2 separate regions of the Homo sapiens genome follow, and region 1 is linked to region 2. A link is a contact called in ENCODE Hi-C or POLR2A ChIA-PET data. All regions are on one chromosome and are shown on one strand. Each heading gives the region's core, a stretch centred on a gene start or an enhancer-like site at or near the end of the contact. The rest is flanking DNA. Distances are from core to core; before and after follow the strand shown.

Evidence for each region. A loop is a pair of places that touch in the nucleus more often than their neighbours do. ChIA-PET counts read pairs that join two places held with the same protein, here RNA polymerase II (POLR2A). Pooled maps may share reads with other maps.
Region 1: a map with no recorded cell type shows a loop between it and region 2 (3-fold over the local background). The contact joins two enhancer-like sites. A Hi-C loop is called at or near these places in 2 of 37 single-sample maps with no recorded cell type and 2 of 50 pooled maps. POLR2A ChIA-PET finds 5 or more read pairs at or near these places in 1 of 52 experiments (PC-3).

What each region holds. Positions count from the first base shown.
Region 1 is chr14:51,183,165-51,190,026 of GRCh38, forward strand. No RefSeq gene overlaps it. Among named protein-coding and RNA genes, the nearest start is that of TMX1, 54 kb to the right of the region's middle. Within about 2 kb of position 5,552, at least 3 of the 41 ENCODE cell types and tissues checked have a DNase peak (open chromatin) inside an H3K27ac peak, as active enhancers do.
Region 2 is chr14:50,788,418-50,795,139 of GRCh38, forward strand. It overlaps NIN (ninein), which reads right to left. Exons shown (of 31, transcript NM_020921.4): 5 at 4,295-4,464. Among named protein-coding and RNA genes, the nearest start is that of NIN, 39 kb to the right of the region's middle. RefSeq lists enhancers at 1,133-1,182, 1,223-1,272, 1,603-1,712, 2,153-2,292, 3,659-3,708 and a silencer at 2,857-2,916. Within about 2 kb of position 3,859, at least 11 of the 41 ENCODE cell types and tissues checked have a DNase peak (open chromatin) inside an H3K27ac peak, as active enhancers do.

The DNA of each region.
Region 1 (6,862 bases), core at 4,302-6,801, 400 kb after region 2:
TCCTTTTCACTGACTGAAATGTGGATGAACATGTAGATACACGTGAAGGCAGTACCTCAGTGACCAGGACCAGGAAGAAAGGATCCTGGGTTCTAGGACCATTGCGTTGCCATAGGAACCCTGACCACTCACACACAATTTAAAAAACCTATTTTTATAAAGTCATAGTATTAGATTAGCTGTTATTGAAGTCACATGCATATTCTAATAAATACAATATATGTTTGTTAAAAATGAAGGATATAAGTCTTCTAGTCCTGTATAGCAATGGTTGGTAAATTATAGCCATAGGTCAAATCTGGCCAATGCTTGCTTTTGTAAGCAAAGTTTTACTGAAGCACAGCTATGTTCATTCACTTATGTATTGGCTGTTTTCCCACTATAATATCAGAGTTGAGGTGTATCACGAGAACACACTCACTATCGTGAGGACAGCACTAAGCCAGAAGCAATCCACCCTTAAGACCCAAACACCTCCCACCAGGCCCTGCCACCAACATTGGGGATTGCAATTCAACATGAGATTTGATGGGGACATATATTGAAACTATATCATCTACCAAAGAACACAGGCCAAGTTCAATGGAATGAGATCAAGTGCTTGGAAATCACCTAATGAGTATATGGTGTCCACGGTACTCTTACATTTGTTAAACAAAAATTAACTGTATGCTCAAGTATCTTATGAAATTCTTACCACTGGAGAAATACAGAGAAGGGCCCATTATTCCAGTTGTGGGTAAAGGAGAAACACTCATCCTTTGGGGCTACCCAAGGACAGAAATAGTGAAGAGAACTTTAGTCTTTGGGCTTCTCTGGGTGTATTCTGTTTGTGTGCAGCCCAAGGGAGCCTACTATATTTTTATTACTCACTCCAGTCTTGGTCATACCTTCTTTCTGGGGCATTTGGTGGACTGTCTCTCATTGCCAGCACCTGTTACGACGTCATGCACCTCAGCCTCAACTACTTTTCCACAAGACTACACAAATTCTTTAATTATCTACAGAGCCTACTAAGAGAAGGCTGACATGAACCGAGCAAGTGATGGGCAGGCACAATGAGGGGGATGAAGATGCAGAAATGATACATTGACTTTCTTCTCATATCCCCATGGAATTAGAAATATTTCTTTTCACTTCCAAAATTGTGAATAGAGTACCACTCTTTTAAAATTCTTATTATTAAAAAAAATTTTTTAAAGGCAGGGTCTCACTCTGTGGCACAATCATAGCTCATTATAACCTCAAACTCCTAGGCTCAAGTGATCCTCCCACCTCAGCCTCCCAAGTAGCTAGAACTATAGACACATGCACCACACCTGGCTAATTTTTAAATAATTTTTTGTAGAGACAGGGTCTCACTATGTTGCCTAGGCTGATCTCAAACTCCTGACCTCAAGTGGTTCTCCCACTTTGGCCTCCCAAAGCTCTGGGATTACAGACGAGAGCCATCTCGCCCAACCAATTAACACTCTTTAAATCTAGAACCAGGGTTGATCCAGAGCCAGATTTTTTTTTTTCTGGGATGTTATAGGCTATACTTCGAGTAACTGGTCTTATTAACAGTTCATTAAATAAATATTTCCTGTCACCTGTATGTAAGCTATTGTTTTAGGTACTCTGGATTCCAGGATGGATAATAATGTGTCCTCTGCCTTTGATGAATTTACATCTAATTAAGAGGAAAAAATTCAAGGATAAACTACTCCCCTTTCTCCCCTTACCATTTTCCCCTAATGCACTAATATAGACAAATACTATGCAAAATGGTATGCCAACTATTGGTCATCAAATTTGGTTCTACAGCTATTACAATACTTACATTGGAGTGGACCCTAGAGACTATGAGTTCATTTCTGCTCCTAAAAATCAACTGCCTTTGAAAGCAAAAGGACAGAAAATAAAGGTCTGTATTAGTTTGTTCCCACATTGCTAAAAAGAACTACCTAAGACTGGGCAATTTATAAAGAAGAGAGGTTTAATTGACTCACAGTTCTGCATGGCTGGAGAGGTCTCAAGAAACTTATAATCATGGCAGAAGGCAAAGGGGAAGCAAGGCGCATGGTGGCAGGAGAGAGAGAGCAAGGAGGGGAACTGCCAAACACTTTTAAACCATCAGATCTCTTGAGAACTCACTCACTATCACGAGAACAGCATGGGGGAAACCCGGCCCCATGATGCAATCACCTCCCACCAGATATCTTCCTCAACATGTGGGCATTACAATTCAAGATGAGATTTGGTTGGGGACATAGAGCCAAACCAAATTAAGGTTTTTTGCTGATATAGGCTAAATCCATTTTGCTGATATCTGAGTATTACCAAAATTTGGGGGTGAAGAGAAAATTTAGACTGAGTTTTTTAAAAAGTCATTTTTTTGGTGTGTCCCTTAAAATTAGTATTTAATTTGTGCTGGTTTTTTGAAACAGGTCTAATATTTTCTGCAACCCAACACATACTGCCTGAGTAATACACTAATGAAAAATTGCAATATTGCAGTATGGAAGTGACTTGAACTCAGTTTTCACATATTTGTTTCTGGACTACTAATGACTTTCTGAAACCAAACCAAAACAAAAACACTCTATTTTTAAACTTCCAATGAAAGAAAGAATGGTTAAGAAAGTTTGGGGATCAATTTTCTTCTCCTAGAGAGGCAATTTTGAGACCACAGTTTTCATTTACAACTTTCAGAGACATTTTACCACCACAAATGTGTTTCATGCATAATAGAACCACATGGAAGTCACTGGAGTTGTGGTTGTCCCTTTGCTGGTAACTGCCAAATCTGGTCATCAAAGAGTTGCATGTTCTAGGACTGGCCTTAGGCAAAATTACCAAGTAGGTATGTAGTTTGTCTTTGACACCTCTCACTTCCTATTTTCAGGCGTCCTTCTACTCTTTCTGTAGTTGCCCTTCTCTCTTCTTTAAAAAAATCAGTTCCTCATGCTCAATTCTCAGCCTCACTCCCACTATATTTTATGATCCTATAATGCAGGGGTCCCCAACTCCTGGGCCATGGACTGGTATTGGTCCACGGCCTTTTAGGAACTGGGCCACACAGTAGGAGGCAAGTGGTGGGCAAGCAAGCAAGGCTTTGTTTCTATTTACAGCCTCTCCCCATCACTTGCATTACTGCCTGAGCTCTGCCTCCTGTCACATCAGCAGTGGCATTAGATTCTCATAGGAGTGCAAAGCCTATTGTGAACTGCACATGTGAGGGATCTGGGTTGCATACTCCTTATGAGAATTCAATGCCTGATGATCTGTCACTGTCTCTCATAACCCCCAGATGAGACCATCTAGTTGCAGGAAAACAAGCTCAGGGCTCCCACTGATTCTACATTATGGTGAGTTGTATAATTATGTCATTATATATATATTACAATGTAATAATAATAGAAATAAAGTGCACAATAAATGTAATGTACTTGAATCATCTTGAAACCATCTCCCTCCCCACAGTCTGTGGATAAATTATCTTCCATGAAACTGGTCCCTGATGCCAAAAAGGTTGGGGACCACTGCTGTGATGGTTAGTGTATGTATCAGCTTGACTGGGCTAAGGGATGTCCAAATAGCTGGTAAAATTATTTCTTGGTGTGCCTGTGAGGGTGTTTTTGGAAAAGATTAGCATTTGAATCAGTAGACTGAGTAAAGAAAATGCCCTCACCAATGTGAGTGGGCATCATCCAATCTATCAAGGGCCCAAAGAGAACAAAAAAACAGAGGAAGGGTAAATTACTTCTCTCTTCTTGAGCTGAGACATCCATCTTCTCCTACCCACAGATGTTAGAGGTTCTAGGGTTTTCAGACTCCAGGACTTACATTAGCACCCCACGCCCCAATCCCAGCCCAGGTTCTTAGGGCTTAGACTTGGACTGAATTACATCACCAGCATTCCTACTTCTCTAGCTTTCAGATGGATCATATGACACATCTTGGCCTCAATAATCATGTAAGTCAATTCCCATAATAAATTATCTATCTATCTATCTATCTATCTATCTATCTATCTATCTATCTACCTACCTATCCATCCATGTGTGTGTGTATCCTATTGGCTCTGTTTCTCTAATGAATCTGTAATATAGACCTCATAAATTGACAATCATTGCCACTTGTTACTATCAAAATCTAGCTTTTTATGTCACATTCCCTTAGAGCCTTTTTTCCTCCAAAACATTCCTGGAGCTAATCTGCTTAAGTAGATTGAGTTAATGTATTTTGACTGTTAAATGTTTTAATGAATTACACTGGTGGCTTCACTGTGTATTATTTTGAGGTTATAACTTCAGGTTTCTCAAAAGTTAATATAATAACTGGCCATGTGAAGAATAATTTTCATCTTTTCCTGACTGTTGAACAAAAGTGCATTCTTTTGTTGCCTACATATAATAATCTCTTTTAAGAATTTAGTACCGGAAAAATCTCTCTTTCCTAGGACTGGCCTTAGGCAAAATTACCAAGTAGGTATAGTAGGTATAGACAAACTGATGTCTTTTCTTTTAATAGGTGATAATTGTATAATAAATTCTAATAATAATTTTATTTGGCCAGCTTCAGGAAACTTAGAGCTCAATTAATGTTTAAGCATAGTAATAATATTAGTCTGTGTTCAGGGCATGTTTAACTCTTTCTGTGGTATCTATAATAATGGTCTAAGGGTAAAGATCTTTTTAAATATGGGCTACCTCATGTTTTCTTAGAAGCAAACAAAAATAAATATAGATTTGATTCTAAAATATTACTCCTTGCAGAAGCATATTCACAATTTTCTAGAATCATATGGAAGCAAATTATCCCAGAACAGTGGTTACAATGATAACTGAGACATGAAAAGGCCTTGGGGGGATTATTTTCATAGTCTGTTGGTGTCCGCCAAATTACACTCTTAGGGAGTTGCTTTAATAGGCCCACCTTTAGGCCTGGCCCAGGAAGACAATCCCTGTGTTGCTTGTGCTAGGGAGAGGGAGTTTGGTGAGCTCCTCCTGGTAGCTGGCATAGCAGCTTGAAAGAACTATTCAAGAGAAGATGAGAAGCATGTCAATTTGTAATCTGCTCTAGCCTAGAAGGTTATGCAGAAAGACCCCATGAAGGGAGGGGGTGAGAAGGAACTTATCAACAAACTCTTCTGATATAAATATTCAAACCTAGTTTTCATTGGTCTAAATGCTATTTTTGTTTCTGAAATGATGTCCTGTGGAAAAAAATCAGGGCAACTAGAGCATGCCTGTGCACACCTGGGATTTTATAAGAGTTCGAGTTCTAAGTAAAAGTTCCAGTTCTTTTATTCAACCACCTACCCCCCAACCTAATTCCCATCTAGTTCCCTCTTAACTTAGAAGAACACCTTCATTTAAAGAGAACCTTCGCTGTGGATCTCCTTCACATGATGTAAAATGGCCTCTTTTAGAATTTAATTCTGCACAGCTGGACAAGCAAGGGGGGCGATGCAGGTTGCCACAGAAACTGCTGTTGGTGCTGGGATTCTTTATACTTTGTTCCTAAAAATAAGATGTGAAATGTACCGAGGGTGTGATTAGTGCAGCACAGAAGGGAATTTCTAAAAGGAGAGCCAAACCTCCCGCCCCCATAGGAACGGGGGTGTTCTTCATAGCTGGAGGACAGGACATAAATCCGGGAGCAGATGCTCAACACGGTTCCTCCCTCAAAGGTGCAGGGAAAGACAAGTGGGAAAAGTGGCTTTTAAAGAGGAAAACCATCTTCCATCAAGCAAAATTCATATAAATTCCAAGGTTGAGATGTCCTGAAATTACCCAGGAAGTAAATAGAACTGTTCTCCCCAGCCTACAAAAAAGCCACAGAAATTTGGCAAGGACACTACATCAGATTATTGTAGTCCAATATCCAGCCCAGCACAGGATCCTGTCACATTCCACTTTGGCCAGATGGCTCCCTGGTCAGCCTGGACATATTCAGTGGCCTTCATTTTTTGGGGGAACATGTGACAACTAGAATGTCTCTCTAAATATTGTTGGAGTCTGCCTTTCTGTAACTTCCACTTATTTGCCCTTGTTTACCTTCTGGGGCAACAAAGAAAAGTCAGTTGTTATATTATTTGGCTGGAATGCAGTGATCTCGGTTCACTGCAGCCTCTGCCTCCCAGGTTCCAGCAATTCTCCTGCCTCAGCCTCCCAAGTAGCTGGGATTACCAGCATGGGCCACCATGCCCAGCTAATTTTTGTATTTTTAGTAGAGACAGGGTTTCACCATGCTGGCCAGGCTGGTCTCGAACTCCTGACCTAAGGTGATCTGCCTGCCTTGGCCTCCCAAAGCACTGAGATTACAGGCGTGAGCCACCACACCTGGCCTGTTTTTTTTCTTTATACTTCTTCAAGGTAGATGTCACTTTTTTTTTTTTTTTACTTAATATGATAATTCTTTACTTAATACCAAAATGGAGCAATTGGCCTAGGGTATCCACTTGCAGTTCGGGGAGCCTGATCAAGCAGACAAGTCAGTTTCATAGATCTTTGGCTTCAGTGCAAAAGCAAACACCATTAAAGCTTTATCTTTTCATGGTTACACACAGAAAATTCTTACGTGTTTCCCAAGCAAGGCCACGTGTGTGATTCAACATCTACTATGTGCCAGGCACTGTACTAAATGCATACATTATTTTATTTGATCTGGTTACATGAGGTTACCTTTGACATCCCCAGAATTTTATAGAGGAAGTTCAATTCAGTCTGAATGGCAGCATCCTCATGGGTGTGTCCACCAAGTAGAGTGGCAAGGGCGTAGACTTGCTAAATCAGTGATCTTGGATAAGTTATATAATCTCTTTGAACTTCAGGTTTCTCATTTCTAAAAACTGGTATAATAAACTCTCATGAGT
Region 2 (6,722 bases), core at 2,609-5,108:
GTTTCTAGATGTTTTCTTGAGTGGGAGATGAAGGGTGGAGTTGTAAGTAGACTGCAGTGAATGATTCTCAGTAATCACTGAGGATGACCCATAATTTGGGTTATGCTTATGGGCAATAGGAGAAGGCCCTCCAAATAAGGATGCAGAGAAAACTGTGAACCACTAACCCAAGAGCCTAGGAATGAATTCTGGCTGACCTGTAGCAACCTCCCCTACTATGAAATCACCTTAGAGGGCAAAAGAGGAGAAATTATTATTTTATCTTTTCAGATGACTGTCTGCTCACTAATCCCTATAGGATGAGTTCCTAGAAGCCAGCCCCCTTGGGGACAGTTTTTATAGGAGTTGTGACACTGTTCCATTCCACTGCCCACTCCTCCACAATCCTCAGAAAAATAAAATTATTATTTGATGCAACCTAGAGCTAAAATTAGTCTTCTGTTGAGTAGCAACAGTCAGATTTCCCTCCCTTTAACTTCGGATGATGGGTTTAGGCCCTTTTATTGTCTTCATCACAAAAAGAAAAAGTCATTTGAGGAAAAATCAGGCATGTCTGAGAGCAGGGGAAACTGAAGTCCAAAAAGGTGAGCTGAGAATCCCTCCTTTCCCTAAGCTGGGATCCAGAAGTCAAAGGAAAACTGCAATCAAAACAAAGAAGACCTGGCTCCAGATCCCCATCTTATTACTCCTTATGAAATAGTCACATCAGGGGAGACTCGGCCCCAGTCCCTCTTTCCACATTGCCTGGTAGCCCCGAGATTAAGTATGAGCCCAAGGAATAAATTCCCAACATCCCCAAAGAGAGGAGACAGAAGGGCTTCCAGCAACCAAAAGGGAGAAAAAAGCGGCCAGCAGTACAATAAAGAACTGTCAGAGGCCGGGAGCGGTGGCTCACGCCTGTAATCCCAGCACTTTGGGAGGCCGAGGCAGGTGGATCATGAGGTCAGGAATTCAAGACCAGCCTGGCCAAGATGGTGAAACCCCGTCTCTACTAGAAATACAAAAATTAGCCAGGCATGGTGGCATGTGCCTGTAACCCAGCCAGTAGGGAGGCTGAGGTGGAGAATTGCTTGAACCTGGGAGGCGGAGCTTCCAACGAGCCGAGGTTGCGCCACTGCACTCCAGCCTGGGCGACAGAGCGAGACTCCATCTCAAGAAAACAAAACAAAACAAAACAAACAAACAAAAAACAAGATCTGTCAGATTCAGAATTCATTATAAGAGGAAGAAATCAATCCCACACGTCATTGAGAATTTTTTTTCCTTCCCACACTCTGCAGCTGGGGGCCACTCTAGAACAGGCAAGATCACTGGGTCTCCTAAGAGACCTGCACAGCTTCTGTAGAAGGGACAGAGGTTTCCAGAGCAAGCTTGTGCTGCCCATTGCATGAACTTCTATAGGCCAACAGAATGGCCCTCAACTGCTAAGCCTAATATGGAAACTGACCAGAAACAGGAATGCTGTCTTGCCATAACAGTAAGTAACAAGACTGATGCATTGACAAGGCTGTACCACAAGATTCCTGCATACACAGGTGTGAAGGCAGTGAGTGTGACCCATAACCACAGCTGCTGTGCAAAGCTGGGCTTTGCCTTTTTTAACCGCCAACAGGAACATCGAAAATGTCTTGTGTGAAGCTATTACTTTTTTTTTGGAGACAAGGTCTTGCTCTGTCACCCAGGCTGGAGTGCAGTGGCACGATCTCGGCTCACTGCAACCTCTGTCTCTTGGGTTCAAGCAATCCTTCCACCTCAGCCTCCCCAGTAGCTGGGACCAAAGGGCATGCACCACCATGCTCAGTTAATTTTTTTGAGTTTCGTAGAAACAAGGTCTCATTATGTTGCCCGGGCTGGTCTTGAACTCCTGGGCTCAAGTGATCCTCCTGCCTTGGCCTCCCAAAGTGCTGGGAGGCATGAGCCACCATGCCCAGCACTGAAACTTAATTTTTTAAAGAGATGAAGTGATTTGAAAACTGACAGGCACAATTCAGCTTACAAAACACTTTCTTTTTAGGCAAGAAAGCAGTTGGATGAGCTTTGGTGTGAGTCCACTTTTGGTAATTAAAAAAGGTGTGGTACAAAGGTGTTATCTTGTATTCCTACAGGCATTGCTCTGGTGTGGGATATAACAGAATAGCGAAGTTGAGTCAGTTGGAGTCCTCGCTGAGAACAGAAATCCAGAGAAATGACCCTCTCCGGGCCTCTATTTGCAGTTCTGCTGATGGAGGGTGGTGAATGCTACAGCTTCTGTGTATAGCATCAAGAGGTCATATCTAAGAGGTTTCTGGAGGAGTTAAGGGAAGTTGTAAGTACATCAAGGGTGAAATGATACTCCCAAAATACCATTTTACTGAGACATAAGCCACAAGATTTTGCCCAGGCTCAGGCCTCAACTCTTATCTTTATTTATACATGAAATCAAAGTCTCACTTTAAAAATAGTAAATCTCCCTGGGCACCAGTAGATAACATATAACAAGGATATAAGAAACATGTTGCCAGCAACAAAGTCAGCTCTGCCCAACAGCTTTCTGCGTATTCCTAGATGAGGACTAGAAACTCATGTCAAAAAAAAAGTAAGCATTTACTTTCTTAGTACCAAATAATACCCTGGGGACTGAAATAGTTGGGGAAATGAGTTATTAAACTTAAAAGTGTTTTCCAAATAACAAAAACTTACCTGCTCAAGTACTGAGACATTTAACCATTTTTTTCATAAAGAAGTACATTCCACACCACTCAGGGTTATAGAACAGACTTTATGATACCCTTCCTGACAATAAGAAAACTATTACGAACACTGTACTAACTGAAGTATGTAAATTACTTGCATCCCTGAGATTGTATATGTAAAATTTTTGTGCATATGAGTATATGTGTTTTACTGGGGAAAGACCCCTATCTCAATTCGCAAAGAGACCCAAGAAAGGAGAAGGACTCCTGAAACTGTTCTCAGCTTTTTCTGCTTTTGGCTTTTTCTATTTTCAGCTGTCACTTCTCATCCACACTACTCTTATACCACTTTTGTGGGTTTTTTTTTTCTCTCTTCTCTCTTTTAGTTGCTTTTCTCCCTCTCTTCTCAATAACATTTCTGCCACTGCTGCTTCACTTGTGGTGAAGGACAAGTGTCATTTGTTTTTTTAAAAAAAAATGATGCAGACCCCGATCAGCAGACTGGTCATGTGTCCTTATAAATTTCCGTATTTATTGCCAACACTTGGGCTCAACACTTGGGCTCTTTTTTGTTATTTTTGGATTTTGGGGTATTCTGGAAAGTTGAGGAGGACACTGGATGTCTGATTGCTGGGGCCATTATTGGGAGCAAGCTTCCTGTAGATTTCAGTAAGCTGAACATGGATGTTAGACCACAATGAACACACAGGTGCACGCGCACACACACACACACACACACACACACACACAGAGTCCACTGGCAATCTACAGACCACTTTCAGAAAGTTGAGGCGCTTTGTTTCTTTTCCAATTTATATTAGTATCTGAAATATCTGTAGCCCCAGTCTGAGCTGGGATTTGCAAGAAATATTTACAGCTTGCTCAGCATGGCATTTTCAATCATGTTCTATAAATGGGATGCTGGTAAATGAGCCATAAAGAAAGAATAAAGAAAATGTTACTGAACCTCCTTTATTGGTAGATTATGGCAATATGCAAAATGAAAAGATGGGGGATGAGGGAGGCTGGCGACTCTCCACATGCTGGAGAACGAGACAGGCCTGGGTGCAAGGAATCCAGCAGAAAGAACCATGGCAACTGCTGGGCACTGGAAAGCACCCCAGGCTCAGTATCTTGAGGCAAAAACCAAGTGTTCGAGCTGCTTTATCACACTACAAAAGATAAGATGCAGGCTTTCAAAATGCCTGAACGCGTTGCTTTCATTTCCTGCTACAGATGCTGTTTTATAGTTTGGGGCAAGGGAGGGGGAGGAGCTGGTTCGCCTTTTAAATAACTAAAAATGATCATGCTATAGAGGAGAGAGATATTCAAGAACTAGAAGTGGGAGACCTCAGATGATGTGGAAATACCTGAACTCTAAATGTGTACATGACGCATGCACAGAAATGTCAGCTCTCCAAAAGCTGAAACGAGGTAAAAACATTCAAAAGATAGAAACATTATATATGTCCAAAAGGCAAGTAATAAGATTAGCAAGGAGTTGGTAACTGAGAAAAGCCCACATCGTGCCATCAACCCCCTCAGCTCCCCTGTCTCTGTGCTGCACTGACGTGGGGCTCCACACTCATGATCCAGATGAACGTGCATGCCCGATTCCTTACCTCACTGCAGTCACCGGCTGGGATGTGTGAAGGCCGCGCTTCTTCATCCAGTGGCTCAATCACCGTCACTTCAGGAAACTCCTCCACGGACTCTTGGAACTCGGGCAAGGACCTTCGTCCGTAACGCTTCCCACCTCTAACATATTTGGGCTGAGCTTCTAGTGAGCAGTCTGAGAGAGGAGACAAGAGTTGAGGCCACATGACATGAGAATCTCAGTTCTTAGCTGCCACTCACAGCCATCGGACACAGCCTCTTATACCAACCTCAAAATAAACCACCACTGTTTGCCAATTGTGGTGGCTGTGGGTGTATATGAGCCATCAGGTCAGATGCAGAGCACGCCTTCTAATTCTGAACGATTTATGGGACCGTGAGTATATATCTGCACATGACGGGAGCAATCCAACAATGGCAGCAAGGGATCTGACTTAATTGCAGAGGATTAAGGTCAGGAAAAGGTGAGGGGTCACATTTGTTCTGTTTATTAAGCTGGGTTTTCCAGCAGGATGGGGAGACATCATATTAACAAAGAGACACCTTGGAGGAAGTCTTAGAAAATGGTAATACAACAGACACCAAATCAGCACTGTATACTCAGTATCCACATCAATTAGTCTGAAACACCCTCCCCTACCTCAGTGATTCCTCTGTTAACCATTCCACTCTCTGATCTATCAGACAAGCAGATGACAAAACAAAGAAACGGACACAACACATTCTAAGCAATTAATGACAGCTAGTTACGTATATGAAACCCGGCATCAAGATCTCATTGTAAAATTAAAAACAGTAAAATAAAATAGCAAATGTGAAACCACAGTAAAAAAAATTGTATTATTTTATCTCTTTGTAAGCATCGGTGTTGTACAAAATAAAAAGGAATGTGCATGAGGTGAGAGTCATCTCTTGATCTTAAAGAAGGACTTCAGCATTTTGACATCACTTGTCTCAGGTTCAACACTGACCACCTTCCCCGTTACCATCACCACCACTGCTGCCATCACCACTGCCATCACCACCACCACCACCACCTCCACCGCCACAACTACAGGCTAAGCTTTTTCTACAATTGGAGCTTTAAAGCAATAAAATAAATACTTCACTCTATTCAAATGTTATCTCAGCTATAGATTTTTTAGCACCTTGTACAGCATCAGAATAAAATGTTTCATTAAAGTACAAAAGATGACAATGCTTTGATTTCTGTTGTCTTGCTGTCCACATATTCATACTCTCTCGAGAACAGATATGTATTCTGTTTGAACATGAGTCTTAGCAAGGTATGTCTGAACTCAGACATGTAGACTTTTAAATGAGATTATGTACACGTATTATAAAAACGACAATAGTTGATTAGATAAGAACTAAAAGAACGACCGTTCCTTTATCACCATTGAAACCATGCTGGGGTTTAGCCATTACTTTACAGTTTCCCAGGGAGGACTGGCGACCCTCTTTGACTAAACACCTCCCCGCCATGTCCTTCCCTCTGGGACAAGCTCGGATTTCACTATCTTCACAAATGTGGCCAGACACATTCTGAACATGCTCAGCAAAGCTCAGAGTGAAGTATTTATGGTAGCTATATAATTTCTAGTGATATTTATATCCAGCTTTAAAAAAGTCCCAGTGAAGTCATTTTATTAGGTCGAGTGATTCTCTTACAGGAAGTGTTTAAGCATACAAAATTTATACTGAAAATTGCATGCATATTTGAAGGTACCTTTTATCAGAAGACAGTGTGTCAGCTTGTGACCATTCAGGAGCGGCCCAGACACCCGAGCTACTTGTTGGCAGCTGACACCCACAGATGCTAGTCAGATAAGAGGCAATGCAGAACCATCCTTAATTTATTACATATTCTTAAATTTTGGTGGCAGACAACAAGATACACCATTAGTGACTATAGGGGTTTGGAAAAGATTAAAAGGAACACTTAGAACCTTGGATAATGAACCACAGTATTTTCCCAGTATAAGAACAAAGTTGTGTCCTGGGGATGGAAGTGGCGAAGGAGCTCTTATTGCATGCTGCACTTATTCAGAGGTTAAAAAAAAAAAAAAAAAAAGCAGTGGGAGAAAACAACTATCTTTTAAAAATCCATTGTGATCTAATCCCAAACCTACCGGTGGATGAAATGGTTCCCTGGTTGTTTACTACTCACTACCCCACGTAGTGCATAGGGTAGATGCAGTGGTGGATTCAAAACAGCTCTTTTTCTAAGCAATAAAAGGTAACAGATTGTGAGCCAGCAGGGACCCTGTGGAGTTTTGGTTTATTTACTCATTTATTTTTGCATTGCCAGGCATTAAATTGTTTATTTCATTATCTTATTATAATAACCAATTTAAGCAAACTTTAAGTTAATATCCTTCATAGAACGTACGAACATGATAAAGTCAATTTCTAGAGACATCTATTAAACTA